Regions from separate parts of the Mus musculus genome. Here region 2 is linked to region 1. A link is a loop called in an ENCODE intact Hi-C map of the cell type or tissue named here. Cell type or tissue: heart. All regions are shown on one strand.

Evidence for each region. Hi-C counts contacts between places; a loop is a spot of excess contacts. Peaks named below come from ENCODE experiments on the same cell type or tissue, not always from the same donor. Only the 100,000 strongest peaks of a DNase experiment are listed, where the experiment ranks them.
Region 2: a loop joins it to region 1, with 2.4 times the contacts of the local background. A loop is called at or near these places in 4 of 42 quality-filtered maps.

What each region holds. Positions count from the first base shown.
Region 1 is chr13:58,420,299-58,428,298 of GRCm38, forward strand. No RefSeq gene overlaps it. Among named protein-coding and RNA genes, the nearest start is that of Rmi1, 22 kb to the left of the region's middle. In heart, no CTCF peak of the experiment used is centred here; a DNase peak (open chromatin) is centred at 3,193.
Region 2 is chr13:58,510,121-58,518,120 of GRCm38, forward strand. No RefSeq gene overlaps it. Among named protein-coding and RNA genes, the nearest start is that of Gm38494, 32 kb to the right of the region's middle. In heart, CTCF peaks have their summits at 4,418 and 6,242 (motif pointing right); no DNase peak of the experiment used is centred here; H3K4me3 peaks cover 413 bases.

The DNA.
Region 1 (8,000 bases):
GCTATCCAATGGGGCACACTGGAATCACCAGAGGCTTTATTACCAAAGGAAGTAACTCCCCTTTCCCCAGAACCCATTAAAAGACATTATACTTCTGAAGGGAGGGGACGGATTCTCATAAGCCCCATTTGCATCCATGATTGAGTGTAAACAGGCCCAGACTTACCCAGGCCCAATTCTGGCCATCACAGTTGTGATGAGTTTATGGTCGAAGCAGCTGTGCTCTGTCCAGAAAGCATTTCTTGCCTTTTCTCCCTATCACTCAGTTCTTACCTCTATGATGGTTTGTATATGCTCGGCCCAGGGAGTGGCACTATTAGTAGGTGTGACCTTGTTGGAGTAGATGTGTTACTGTGGGTGTGGGCTTTAAGACCCTCATTCTAGCTTCCTAGAAGCAAGAGTCTTCTCTTACCTGCCTTCAGATGAAGATGTAGAACTCTCAACTCCTCCTGCACCATGCCTGCCTGGATCCTGCCCATGCTCCGCCTTGATGATAATGGACTGAACCTCTGAACCTGTAAGTCAGCTCCAATTAAATGCTGACCTTATAAGACTTGCCTTGGTCATGGTGTCTCTTCACAGCAGTAAAACCCTAACTAAGACACATGCCTTCAGCCCCCTCTTCCACAATGTTCCCTGAGCTTTGGAAAGATGGCTTAGATGCTGAGGGATGAGCCCTCCACACTCACTTATTCTCAATACCTGGGGAAGCTTCTCTGGTCAAAGCTGAAAGCAACTCTTGCATGGGTCCGAACACAGATATTTGGAAGGCAGCGTTATGTCCATTTAGCCAAAGAAGTTCTTCCCTTGGGGCCACGACCTTCCCCAGCCAGCCGTTTCTGACTTCCAGTACTTGGTGTGAATTCCCTCCTGTGGAGCAGGCCTCCAATTCCATCTGAAAGCAGCTGGTTACCACATAGCAGTCATGTCACCTGTTATCCCAGTGGGCACTTCTGCCAAGATCCATCCCTAGGCAAGACTGAATGACCTTTCCCCTCAGTTATGGAAGTTTCTAGCAATGTGGAGGCTAGCTGTCAGGGAGGAATCCAAATCCAGACTGATTTCTTTGTGTCCTGAGACAAAGTATGTGCTGACTTCCCACACTTGGGTCTCACCACTGGGCTGTGGTGGGCAACCCAGGGCACTGTCAGAAGCCTGTGTTCTTGTCAGAGACTCTGCCTGCTGCTTTTCTGACCAGTCACTCACAGGGAGCATCCAGACTAAATTGTCTATAACCTATAAGTCCAACAAGCCCTTTCCTTACACAAGTTGCTTTGGGCCAGTGCTTTTATCATAGCAACAGTAAAACTAAAACAGGGTGTGATCCAGTTACTCCAATTATCACTGAGCAGTCTGTATTCTCCCATGCTCTTCATGTTGACCAGTTGTGGGTCTCTTTCTTAATGGCCACCTCTCACAAAAGAAGCCTCTCTGCTGAAGGTTGAGAGATGATGCACTAGCTCATTGGTTAGACAGATTATTGCTTGGGGCGGTTTAATAATCTGTCCCCTTAGCAGATTAATAGGCTCTCCTATTACAGCTTCTTGGCCTACTTAACGATACTAGCCATGAGTTCCATCTCACGGAGAAGGTTTTAAATCCAAGCAGAAAGTAGTTGGTCACTCCCATTACCACTCGTGCCACGATTGCACCAGCAGTGGGTGTACCCGACAGGCCAGGCAGTATTTAGCTCTCTGGATAAGACAGTTTTCTACTCTGCCATGTATAGCACCATCCAGCTAGGCCAAAGAGGATGAAGTTTCCAGGCCTGTACCAGTTTGATTTCTTATTTTCCTGTGACTTGAATATGTGGTGTCTTTAATAGGATCTTACTATCAAGTTCTGTAGGAAGCCAAGAGCACTGCAATAGCCTTATATAACATTTTGGGGAGGGGGAGGAATCTAAAGAAGCTCTCATGATGCCTTTTGGATGGAATGCTGATTTTGGTAGCCAAAATACATTGTTAATGATAAAAAAAACAAATAGAAACATTTCATCATCTATTTGTTTACTATAATTAATCAAACATCGGTAAATTGTTTAACTATGCCAAGGTCTTCGTTGATGAGTGAGCAATCTGCTATCTAGTGGGGAAGGAAATGTGGATAGGGTCAACAATTGGTGGGTGCGGCTCAGAGAGTCAGAGCAGAGGCTGGAAGGAAGAACCAGCTAGCCTTTCTCAGGAGTTATCTTCTCTCTCACCTTCTGCTGTACTCTGTGCAGCTTCTCTCAGGATCTCCCTGGTGTGAATATTTTTCTTGTGTTTGTTGTCATTTTCTTTCCAGGTACTAAGTTTCAGAGTTAAACGTCCAAGGGGTTGATAATATCTGTGTACTAACTAGCCTGGAAATATTCTCAGAAATGATCATTTTCTTTTCTTTTCTTTTTTAAGTTTTACTTATTTATTTATTATATGTAAGTACACTGTAGCTTTATTCAGACGCACCAGAAGAGGTCATCTGATCTCATTACAGATGGTTGTGAGCCACCATGTGGTTGCTGGGATTTGAACTCAGGACCTCTGGAAGAGCAATCAGTGCTCTTGACCACTGAACCATCTCTCCAGATTGGAAATGATCTTTTTCATTTCAGCCCAATAAAAGAAATGGTTACTAGTTTTCTCTCTTTCCATTCTCCTCCTACTTCTATCCCACCCCACTCCCCACCCCCAACCCACAGCTATGAGGGACTTGGAGTCATCATGCATCCTATGTGGCTGGAAATGAGGAGATCTTAGGATACAGGCTTCAGTGCAATGTCTGAGCATCCTGGAAAGATTAGAATGGCCTCGCCCCATGAGGATATAAATGACATATCAGAATCACAGGGTTTGCATTTACTTAGGTTAATTCTTAACTGCAGCAATGCTAGTATTTTCTTTGTGACCCTCGTAGTGTGTTGGAGCTGAGCCGCTCAGGTCTCCAACAGGGTCTCTCTCACAGCATATTAGGCTTGACTTGTTTTGCATACTGGTTGGGCTAAGTTAAGACCAACATGTTTTTGGCAGATATTTGGCATAACTTCCCTGGAATTTCCCATTATCTCAGATTCTCATGGTCTCAAAATAAAATTGCATCAGCCCAAAATAGAAAGAATATATTTAACTCCCAGGGGGCCTAGGAGTGCAGCTCCTTTGTAAGAGTGTTTGCTTAGCGTGGATGAGGCGTGGCTTTGATCCCCAGCACGGAGAGAAAGTAGGAGTGGTGGGTCATGCGCATAATCCAGCGCTGGGACAGAGGCAGGGAGATCAGGAGTTTACATCATCCTCTTCTACAGAGTAAACTTAAAGCCTAGCCTGTGCTACACGGGATGCTATCTTCCCTCCTGGTTTTTGTTGGCGCTAGTAGGCTGGTTCCAACTGAAAGACAAAGAAGATTTAAAAGGAAGACAGTTATCTACTGCTCAGGGCAAGAGACCTCAGAAGAAAGCGCCTCTCTGGACACTCGATCATGGCACCCATGCTTAGGGAAACTGGCTTCCAAGTTTATGGCAACCTCTGTCTATAGGTGGAGGCTTAGGTTAGACCTCCTGGATACACATGAAGATTTAATGTATGCGGGAGATGGTCTCAGGAAGCTGTGCATGAAAGAGAAGGAAGGAAGGGAAAGAAAGGCTGTCAGTCTGCAGAGAAGACCACAGTGGGAGCACCAGAGATCTAACTGAGTCTCTGTGGGCCTCTGAGGACTATAAATACCTCCCATGACAGTGTGTGTGTGTGTGTGTGTGTGTGTGTGTGTGTGTGTATGTGTGACCAGTAAAAAAATGTGATCACCATGTTCAGACATTGAAACTTGGCCTACAAATAAGAGTTGCCTTTTTGAGCGGAAAGAAGGAGGATAAAGTAATAGTAAGGGTTTCATTAAAGTCATAAGGAATCAGTTATATAAAATTATACATAATACATTTTTGGGTTTGAGCCTAGCCTTTAACAGCTGAGCCATCTCTCCAGCTCTAAAATTACATATAATGCATATAAGTCAATGTACACACACACACACACACACACACACACACACACACACACCTGGGCTGACAATGTTCCTCCACCCCAAGAGTCATAGTCTATCTAGACAAAGCCCCCAGTAACAGGCATGAGAAACCCCTTCCTAGTTGTTAGTCAAGGGAGTCCGAGAGGCTCCCACACCATTTATGGACTATTGCTTTTTGCCCTTGGTTGCCTCTCAAAGGTTGAACATAAATCCCTGTTGCTGAAGACACCATGCACTTTGGACCCAGAACCTAGAGAATCTGAGTTGATTTGACATAACTCAGTCTTTAGCCCCAAGGGCTGGCTTTCATGAAACCAGAAGGCAATATGTAAACTAGAAGCCACCAACCATCCTACCCAAGTATGATTGACTACAGGGACCAGCATGGTGTATGCACGATAGTGTCACTCATACCTCGGTGGTGACCAACATCTCTCTAGCTGGACTTAAGGCCCGTTGGACAAGAGGAAGCCATGCCTGGTACTGGAAGCCTAGCCAACTGAGGAAACCTACAACGGTCACTTTACCACACCAGCGTAATTCCAAACTGCATTCTGAATAGTTATCCTTTTACCCACAAATACATTTACCTCTTACCCTTCTTCAGAGAAGCTTCTCTCGTGGAATGCCTACAATATGTAGCCTAAGGAAGACCTGGACAAGGAAGACATCAACAGACGTGTAACATGGAAGGGGAGATCTCATGGGACAAACAACCAAGGGCAACGACGGAACGAGAGTGAGAGAAATAGTTTTCCCGAGGAAAGAGCCCTCATTGCTTATCCAGTACCACGTGATCAGCCCTGAACTCATTTGCATACAAGTAACATTGTATGGACTGAGTAGGTTGCTGTTTGTGTATACATAACAGCAAAGAAAAAGAAGCCATGGCCATGAATGAGAGAGAGAGAGCGAGAGAGCAAGTGTGTGTGTGGGAGGAGTTGGAGGGAGGGAGGTGTAGGGGAAAATGATATAATTATATTTTAATATTTAAAACCCTATTTAAGCCAGGAGCGATGACACATACCTTTAATCCCAGCATTGGAAGGCAGAGGCAGGTAGATCTCTGTGGGTTCCAGACCAGCCTAGTCTACATAGTGAGTTCCAGGGCTGTGTAGAGAGATCCTGCTTACAAAAGAAATTTAAGTAAATAAATAAATACATTTAATCACTTAATTAGTAAAAGAAAGGAAGAAAGCAGGTTTTTCTAGGTTGAGTGTGGAGTGTGATGGGACTTGAGCTGCCTACTTTCACTGCCCTGGCGACATTGTACATTGTACCCACAGTCAGCTCCCGTTGCTGTTTGTAGATCCTAGGGATTAGACGTCGGTAACACTGAAGGCCTTTGAAGTTCTGTAAAAATCAGTAATATACTAATTAAAATAAGAAGTAAAGGCTGGATGTGGTGGTTCAATGTAGTGCTATAATTTCACCACGCAGGAAGCCAAGGTGGAATGAGCAGGAATTGGAGCCAGTCTGGATTGCATAGCAAGAGTCGGTTTCAAAGCAAAACAAAACAAAGAAGTGAGATCTTATTTACACAGGTTAATGCCAAACAGCAAATTTGTATCAAAATTAAAACAGCTTGAGAACCGCTGTGGGGTTCCAAAGACAAGTTGCCACCCAGCAGTGTCCTAACCTTCCCTGTGCCAAAGGAGACAGTGATTCAGTGCTGTCCTTCTGGACCCGCACAGGTAACACAGAGATGCAGTCCTCAGCGGAGGGCTTGGGCACGGAAGCAGGTGAGGACGGTGTGTATCTCATAAAACCCTCAGCTTTACTCTGAAGCGAGTAAGCTCTCTTCAGACGCTGCTGATCACATCAGTAACTAGGTTACAGCTGATTCCAGCTGAAAACGGAGGCGGGCCTTCACTGCACTGAGGTAAAAGGAGAAGAGATGGCAGTGACCTTCTCCCACAAGGAAAAGAGAACTGGCAAGGACTGATCACCATGTCTAACCTCAGTCAATGCCAAAGGGATTTTCAGAAAAGTCCCAGAAGGGGATGTGTGGATGGAGAGAGACAGGAACAGAATGTGGATAGGTCTAATAGAACAGGGCAGAGCCTACTGTTGGGGCCAGGGAGCTTTTGGAGGCTGTGGGATGGCATAGGCTTTGTGGGCTCCTGATTGACTTCTGTGAGTCCATGTTCAGGGCAGACAGCTTTGAGCTGATTAATGACTGACACGCCAAAGAGTAACCAAGATAGGAGCTTTCACAAGTATCTGTCCCCATTGTTACGGCAGTCTCATGTGCTGTTATTTGTCAACTATAGAAGTTGAGTGTATAATTTTGACTATAAATGTCCCCACACATGTACCCACTGGTGCTAATATACAATGTCCATCTTCAGGGTTTTTTTGGGGTAATACATTCTGATAACTCATTAGAACACCCGGCTGGAAAATTCTCATTTTAAAATAGAACCATCCTAGGCAACGTTAAAATTTAATTAGAAGTCTCCACCGCATTTCATTATGGGGTTATTCCGTAATTACTCAGCAGGTCCTGGTGTTTGCTAATGGAGAAGTGACAGTACATAGTGCTACTAAATTATTGTTACATTGTTGTAAAAGATAATTAGAGAGTGGGGAACAGAGACAGGGACAGGCATTGTTTAAAGAGCCTTAGGAGAAAACAGCCACAGAGCATACTCTTTACGTCCTTGAGCTGGCTTGGTAACACTCAGTGCTTGGACCTTACCTACCACAGGTGGAGCAGCCCGTGTAACAGCTCCGGGCAGGCGCTGTCTTCATGATTTACATGAGCCTCTTTCCCTGTCAGGGTAGGTGTGAAGTGGAGTGTGCCGTCCTAAACTGCTTACTTCTGTGGGGAGGAAACGCATCTCCAAATGACTCACAATTGAGGGTTCTGAGAAGCCTTCTGCGTTTTAATCATAGATTGGTTGCTCCCCCTCCTCCTTTTAGGGTTCGGGTAATATTTTATAACCAGAGAGCAGAATGGGTTAGAAAGCACCACTAGATGAACCCTGTCCCTTAGAAGAACACGGCAGGTAATGTTCATATGAGCACATTGAAGTCCTTTTTCCTTTTAAAATTTTGTTTCAGGCAGATCTCATATTCTCGTGGTGAACTTGATTCCCTGTCCCCTACCTCATTGTGTTTAAACAGCCTATGTATACGCCTAGTGAGTTGAGGGACAATTTTGATAATTTAGGTGAAAGCAGTTTAGGGAATGGACAGATGGCTCAGTGGTTAAAAATATGGTTAACTGAGACCTTTAAATAAGGTATAGGGTGTGTGTGTGTTGTTGTTTTTGTAGTTCTCTTTGCTGCTGCTGTTGTTGTTTTGAGGGAATACTATCTATAGAATAGATTGATTGTCTGGCTAAGTCACCTTTATGCTAATGACTACAGATATCTCTGCTTTGTTCTTAGAAGAGAAAGCTATCCGGCTGGCTCCCTTAGGTGTCAGGTTAGCTAAAGCTGGCATGCTATGTCCCACTAATACAGTCAGCAACACTCACAGACTCGCCACTTAAATAATAAATTTGTTTCTCTCGTTCCTGGTATTACATGTTAAACATACTAAGCAAGTGCTTTGCCACTGAGATACACCCCAAATTTCAAATATATATTTTAAGGTTTCAAAAAAAAAAATGATGTAGCAGCTAGTGGCAGGGATTAGCAGTGAAGAGCCCTGGCTATCCTTGGAGTAGACTTGGGATTGATTCGGTTCCCACGACCGACCAGGCAGCTCACAGCCGTCTGTAACCCCAGACTCAGGGATCCAGAGCTCTTTTCTGGCTTCCTCCTATGGTGCACAGACATACACGCAAACAAAACCACCCGAATACATACAGATAAATACATCTTGAAAATTACATGTGCCTGTATGAGTTTATTTACCATGTGCATGCAGGAGCTACCAGGGGTCAGAAGAGGGCAACGGATCCCCTGGAACTGGAGTTACAGGTGGCATTGGGCTGCCATATGGATGCTGGCACCCAAATTCTGGTTCTCTGCAAGAGCAGTATGCAGTAGCCCTCATAC
Region 2 (8,000 bases), 90 kb after region 1:
CTCAAAGCAGTTTATTCAGGAACCTTTCAACATGCAAGCAGGAATCTCTCTCTAGACCCCAATCGCAATCCCTTATATAACCCCTCAACCACATCCCATCAGCCCAATCCACGTAATCTCAGTTCATTGGCCTTCGTCAAATGGCCTGATCTTGCATCATGGTGCGCCTGCGCAGCTCTCACGATGGACGTGGCTTATTTTCAGGTGTATGAGGAAGTCAGGTGCAAGTCATAAGACTTGGCTGCAGTCCCGAGCGCCATCTTGGGACTACTGCCACACCCGCTCCCCATAATCTTTCATTCATAGACCAGGCTGGCCTTGAAATCAGAGACTTGCCTGCCTCTGCCTCCCAATGTGTCTTAGTCAGGGTTTCTCTTCCTACACAAACATCATGACCATGAAGCAAGTTGAGGAGGAAAGGGTTTATTCAGCTCACACATTCCACATTGCTGTTCATCACCAAAGGAAGTCAGGACTGGAACTCAAGCAGGTCAGGAAGCAGGAGCTGATGCAGAGGCCATGGAGGAATGCTACTTGCTGGCTTGCTTCCCCTGGCTTGCTCAGCTTGCTTTCTTATAGAACCCAGGACTACCAGCCCAGGGATGGCACCACCCACAATGGGCTCTCCCCACTTGATGACTAATTGAGAAAATGTCTTACAGCTGGATCTCATGGAGGCATTCCCTCAAGGGAAGCTCCTTTCTCTGTGATAACTCCAGATTGTGTCAAGTTAACACACACAACCAACCAGTACACAAGACCTGCAAGGCTTCCCCACGGCCTCTGCTGGTCTCACCACGCTCTCTCTGCTCTCTGGCTCTGCTTAGTCTCCCTTGTCTTGAAGATAGCCCTGGCTATGTGCAGACTGCTGGCCTTGCTCAGTCTACTTTCACTGTTCTGAACTCTTCCAGATGTCAACCTCCCCCCCAACACACACACACACACACACACACACACACACATACACACACACACACCCCTTCCCAACCATGGAGCAGTCATGTTGGCAGTTTCTTTACTGCACTCTCCCCCACCCCTACCCCCCATACATTGAAGGCTTCATTTTTGTGTTCAACAAAGTGATTTGAGGTATGACAAACAGCGGAAAGCATTTAGCTTCTCTTTTGCTTTAAGAAGGACCTAGATCCAGGGCCCAGCTGGCAGGAGCTGGAGATACATTTGAGCTACATTGTTAAACAAACAAGAATGAAAGACCTGTAGAAACTTGAGGCAAGTGTTCCCGGGAAATATGCCTATGTGCCCAAGCTGTCTGCTCTGATAGACACAAGATGTCGACAGGTTTGTGGAACCGCAGGTTCCCTGTCAAAAGGCACTCATTTCTCTGTAACAGGGCTCCGTATGCATCCGTCTCTCCATGGCAACGCAGATGGTCCATGCCAGTCAGTCAGAGGAAGGGGAAAAAGACTCAGAGATTTGACAGCTTTTTCTAGTGTTCTGGGCCTCGTGATGGAGACTCATCGCTAGGTGTTGTGGCTGAAAAAGTTGCTCGTTGCTCATGAACCTTAAAATTGCCAGAAGAAAATTGGCTTAGATCTTTTGAAATGTCAATGGTCAGTTTACCTTGATGTGACTGAATGTTGCTAATAAAGCAATAACACTATGTTCTGTGATCCAGTTTTCCAGTTTGGCAAGGTGATCCATGGACTGTGGTGGAAACAGGGGTATGTTGAGGTTTGGTCTTTTGCTATAACGATAACTACTGTCCCCCAAGGCCTGGCTGTCCCCAGGGAATGGAGAATCTGCACATGTACAAGTGACGCTATGTGACCTTGCCCCCCCCCCATGTTATCCCTGATTGGTGAATAAAGATGCCTACAGGCAATAGAGAAGACAGGTGGGGCAGAAAAGAGATAGGCAGGGTTCGAGTTCCCAGCCTTGGGGTCTAGGGAGAGACCACAAAGGAAGGGAGAAGGTGGAGAGAGGATAAGACACTGTGGGGGAGGTGAGTCATGAAAACATGGCCATGAGGGCTGGCCAATTGGAGTTAAGAGCAGCCCAGATGCAACATGGCAGTTATAACTCGGGGTTATTGATAGGGAAGTAGACAGACTAGCACAGAGGGCAGCATCTGCCCAGCTCTTCTGCTTTAAAGGTTCCTTATAAATATACACACTGTGTATCTTTTATCTGGGAGCTGAATGATGAAAGGTGAGGTAGAAACCCCTGACTGAGATTACATAATTACTACAACAAGGCTGTGGGCAGCCTTCCCTCTCCCCACTCCAGAAGAAAATGGAGTAACCAAGAGAGCCCTGCTTTATCAAAAACAACAAAGGAAACCTGGAAGATGCTCAGTGGGACCCATGTAACGGTAGAGGAAGAAATGTCACTTACCTCGGTTTGTGAGTGTGCTATGTAAGAAGCCTTTATCTTGCTGGACAGTGGTGGTGCACACCTTTAATCTCAGCACTTGGGAGGCAGAGGCAGGCAGATTTCTGAGTTCAAGGCCAGCCTGGTTTACAGAGTGAGCTCCAGGACAGCTAGGGCTACACAGAGAAACCCTGTCTGAAAGAAGAAGAAGGAGGAGGAGCAAGAGGAGGAGGAAGAAGAGGAGGAGGAGAAGGGTTTATCTTTGAGTTTTAAATTTTTTCTTCTGAGTTGGAAAACTCAACATATTATATACATATAATGATACATATAACATAAGTTAATATATTATAGTTATTATATAATATAGTATAAATAGTATAATTATACACACACACACACACACATATAATTATATACTATAACATAACATTATGTATCACTAGGCTATACTAATGTTAGATTAGTCACTACTACAGCTGTGTTATTTGTGCCTTGGGTTTGAAGAGCTGCTGTGACTTTACTCACTGTTGTGTTGGATCTTTTCTTTTTTTAGGTTTATTTATTTATTTTATGTATATGAGTACACTGTAGCTGTACAGATGGTTGTAAGCCATCATGTGGTTGCTGGGGATTTGAATTCAGGATCTCTGCTCGCTCCAGTCAGCTCTGCTCTCTCCGGCCCTACTCAGTCCGGCCTAAAGATTTATTTATTATTATATCTAAGTACACTGTAGCTGACTTCAGACACACCAGAAGAGGGCATCAGATCTCATTACAGATGGTTGTGAGCCACCATGTGGTTGCTGGAATTTGAACTCAGAACCTTGGAAGAACAGTCAGCTCTTAACTGCTGAGCCATCTCTCCAGCCCTGTTGTGCTGGATCTTATGTGTCCCTGATGTGCCCATCTGCCACCCCTGTCTGCTGTCCTTGGTCTACAGCATAGCTGCAAGAGCAGCAGGAGCTGTGGTGCTCCTGGGAGGTGGCGGGACCTTTAGAAGAGAGTCAAGCTTCTGGGTTAGAGCCCTGAGAGGGATGTCAGTGGCTGGCTTCTCCTTGTTATTTTGTTTCCTGGGCACTATACCATGAGCAGCCTCCTCTACAACCTGCTACCTCCACTATGTGCTGCCTCCGACCCAAAGCAACAAGGCCAAGCACCTACGGACACAAAGCTTTGGTGCTCACATGCCTATAATCTTAGGGATTTTGTCTGTTGAGGAAAGGAGACTCACAGGCTGTAAAGCTTAGAGGAGAAGTCCTGCAGTTCATTCCTCCAGTCCCTTTGTAGCTTTGTGAATGCACCCCTGCTCTGCATTCCTCAACTCTGAAGTCTTTGAATCCATGGACAGGCAGGAGTCCCCCACTCACCTGCTACTTAGTCTGCCCTCTTCCAGTTGGTGGACAGCTGGACGGAAAGACAAGTGCCGTGTGAGACCCATGTTCCTAGGAAGATGTGAAAAGTGTCTGCTCACCCTGACCTGTCACCCTGGGAGTTGGTGACAGACAAAAGTAAGATCTCACCCAAGTTGGGGTCACTTACAAGAGCTTACAAATGCATCACTGAGGTCCACTCCACGCAGGTGATTACTTAAAAAAGCTGCATTCATGGAGCTCTCTGCACCGTCTGCAAGGCAGTGTGGCTCATCAGCATCCCCTCTCCTCACTGATGCTTTAGAGAAGAGGAGGAGGAGGAGATGGAAGAGAAGAAAGACTTAAACCAGGGCCAATGTCAACATGATGTTTGGGGACTTACAGCTTAGATGGATGGTCTACAACACTCATAAGCGTATCATCCAATCACGGATATCATCCAGCCACAGGCTTTTCCTCTTCTCTGGCACCAGCCCCTAAGAATTGTCACGATATCGGGTTAGAAAATATTCATCACACCGGACTGGATCGTTTACGGAAGTTACAGAGAGACAGACAGAAGTCTCCAGAGATAATGCCTTGTTTGGTGGCATTGCCACTGTCAATCAGTCTTAAAAAGAATCAGGATCTAGGACCAGACAAGTTTAAGAGCCAAGTAAGGAGCAGGGGAATTCAACCTTCTGTCTGATCCATGAACAGAAGGCTATTCCAGGGAGCCCCTAGTGGAGGAATTTAGCTAGTACACTGGAGGACTGTGTCTATTGCCCAGATTCTTTAAATTCATTATTTAAAATCCCCCCACCCTCACTTTTATTTTATTTTATTTATTTTATTTTTTCCGAGACAGGGTTTCTCTGTGTAGTCCTGGCTGTCCTGGAACTCACTCTGTAGACCAGGCTGGCCTTGAACTCAGAAATCCACCTGCCTCTGCCTCCCAAGTGCTAGAATTATAGGTGTGCGCCACCACTGCACACCACCCCTGAAAAAAATTAAAAATATATTAAAACAATATATCAAGCAAATATAGTGTGTGTGTGTGTGTGTGTGTGTGTGTGTGTGTATGCACGTGTGCGCGCACGTTCTTAGTTTCTGTATTCACTAAGAAAAGCCAGAGGAAGAGTGTATCCTAGAAGCATAATGGGACAGTTTAAAATAAAACAAAAACAAAAGACAAAAAAACAAGCAGATGTAAAGAAAAGAAAGCTCAAGGACTCTAAAGTCCTCAACAGCGGCGGTGGCAGCAATAAGCGTCTTCTAGGTGTCAGCCAGCAAGTCACCATTCTAGAGTGAGAAACAGTTCTACGGGGCCGAGAGGAGCAGGAGGAGAGACCCTCCTCTCCCGAGAGAAATTGCGAACTGAAGATAGCTTTTATGTCATAAAGAAATGCACCTTTGGGGCTGCGAGACGTCTCAGAGGTTAAGAGCACTGGCTGCTCTTCCAGAGGACCTGGGATTGGCTCCTGGCACCCATATGGTGGCACGCCATATGTTCTGGCTTCTATAGGCATTGGAAATGCATGTGGGACACATACACGATGCAAGAAATAGATGAACCTAAAATGAAAGTAAATAAACCTCTTAAAAGTAATAACTGGGGAGGATTGTAACTTTATTTTGTGATTTTAAGCTAGTGAAGCCTGGGCCTTTGGGATATGTGACACAGGGAACTGAGTAAGGCCTGCCTGCTGTTCTGTTTTGCTCTTTTTGATATCGGGAATAGGAATGAGGCCATGGGCCCTTGAAGATCTGGAGTAAACTGTGGTGGGGAGGAACGCGCGGCTTTCATCCTGTAAAATTAGAGACACAGTGTCACCTTCCATATCTGATTAGCTATCATCACTGGTGTTAGTGTCCTGGGGCTGAGTCTCAATGCGGGCTGCTCCATTTATGACTGTCAATCACCTGAGCAAATAGGACAGCAGTTGCTCCCATCTACAACTTGAATGTGGCATCTGCTCAAATAATCTGTCTCCTCCAGCCCACTTACTATCTAAGCCCCGGGTCTGCTGTGACATCTGGGAGCAGGCTCCTGACTCCTCGGCTCACTTGATTAACTTCCCTGAGCCAAGTTACTAGTCAAAGGAGAGAAAACTGAACAGCGGTGTCTGCCAATCAGGCAGAGAGGACCGTCATTGGTACCCAGCCCAGCATGGTGGGGATTCATTTATTTTATTTACTTAGGTTTATATACTAATTTGCAAAAAAAAATTAACGAATATTATTTGTAGAACAATGATGTTTGAAATTTGAATACAGGAGCAGGAGAGACTGCTTGGAGGTTAAGAGCCCTGGACGCTCTGGCAGAGGACTCACGTGGTGTCACTCAACCCTCTGTTGTAACGCCAGCCTCAGAGGATCTGACACCCTCTTCTGGCCTCCTCGGGCACTGAACGCATGTGGTGCCCAGACATACCTGCAGGCAAAACACCCATACACGTAAAATAAGAATAAATGAATAAGATATTTAAGACAATCACCTAGGGTATTTTACTCAGGACCTACTACCTTCATTGTCTGCGCTGTCTTTTATGCTTTCGAAGGAGATAGGAGGAAGGAACGGAAGTGCACTGCCCGAGGAGGCCAGAAGAGGGCATCAGATCCTCTGAGGCTGGAGTTAGAGAGGGTTGTGTGACACATGTGGGACCTCTGACAGAGCATCTGTAAGCTGTTTCCTCTTTACTTACACATGCCATTCCCCCTGACAAGTATGACCCATTTCACTTCCTTATCTAATCTGTCACAGGCTGGACTGTGACTAGCCCTGACTGACAGGACAGAAATGACATCATTGTGCTTCCACATCACAAGCAGCTTTGTAGCCTCTGTTGACTCTTTGAATATGGTTTTGGGGAATGCAGAGACTATACAACAGCTAGTCTACCTTGAGTGCACCATGTTATCGGCACCCTGCCTGCTGTTTCCAACTGGCTCGTTTTGTCCCAGTCTTCCCATAAGGAGAGACCTTTTGAAGGCTGATAAGCAGGAAGCCACTGTGTGTTTAAGTATAGTCACTAGGCGTGTGCGTTAATCCTGCAGATGACATGGGTCCAGTTGCATTTGGTCTTGAATCTAACGTGCTCCAAGCAAGAACCACTGAGCTGACCCATCACCTCCCAGCAACTTGGTTGATCACCTCATTAAGCTTTGGGGGCAGTTTTTTATATGATAGTAAGTTACAAGACCAGCTTAACTATGAGACAGACTCGATAAGATGTGGTTTGAATTTTAACTAAAATCCTCAGACTAGCTTGAGAAAATGCTATTGTTGGCTAAAGTGTATAGAATTTACTGATTTTACGCTTGGAATGGATGTGTATTTGAGATATATGTATATATTTTATGTCTGCATATAAATGTCCTGGAATGTAGCTCAGCGGCAGAACCTAGAATGCACAAGTAGCCCGTGATGCTTTTAATCATTCCAAAAACAAAACAAAACAAAATAAAACAACCCTAGTTCTGGACATGCTATCGCTTCACCTAGCAAGTACAATCACTGTCCTGATATCAGGGGCTTAGTGAAATTACTGCCTGTGGTCACACATCTAGTGAGTGTGGGAACAGGATTTGAATCCATCTGACTTGACATGTATGGACTCTGGGTATTTGACTGGCAGCCTCAGGAGTGATTTTCTGACATTCTCTGGCCAAGGGTTTTTGTTCTCTCTTCCCAGTTCCTTGCTAAATCTCTCTTCTGTAGCCTATTAGTCTCTTATCCTTCTCTCCCCTGCCTCTGTAGGGCAGCCTGCCTGCACAGACTTCAGTTTCTGGCTCAGTGGGATCATGAATATAAAACATTCTAATGTTCTCCTGGGTTATAATCTTCATTTCATATGACCACTCCAACCATGCGTACCCACATCCAATATCTGTTTGGGAACAGCATGGTAATGCATTATAAATTATAAGTGAGGCAGATAGTGGCTCTTCATAATAAATAGAAGCATTGCTGGCCATCTTCCTTATATTTAAAAACTAAAATTAGAAACCCCTAAGCAGATAGGACATATTTTGACCCGACGCTAAGTCAGATGACATGAATTAATCCTCAGAACACCGTGGTAGAGAGAACTGACTCCAGCTGTCCAGTTGACCTCTGACCTTCACACGTATGCCGCACCCTCCTTTATTACAAACTAAATAAAGAAATGTAAAATACCAAAACCAAACCAAACCAAAACCCAGAAACCTGTCTGTGTTTTGAAGACTTATTTCATAACGGTTTTATCTATTCAGGCAAAACCTTATGTATTTTTGGATGTTAAAAAATGTATAAACTGTGTTCCCTAAAGTTCCATA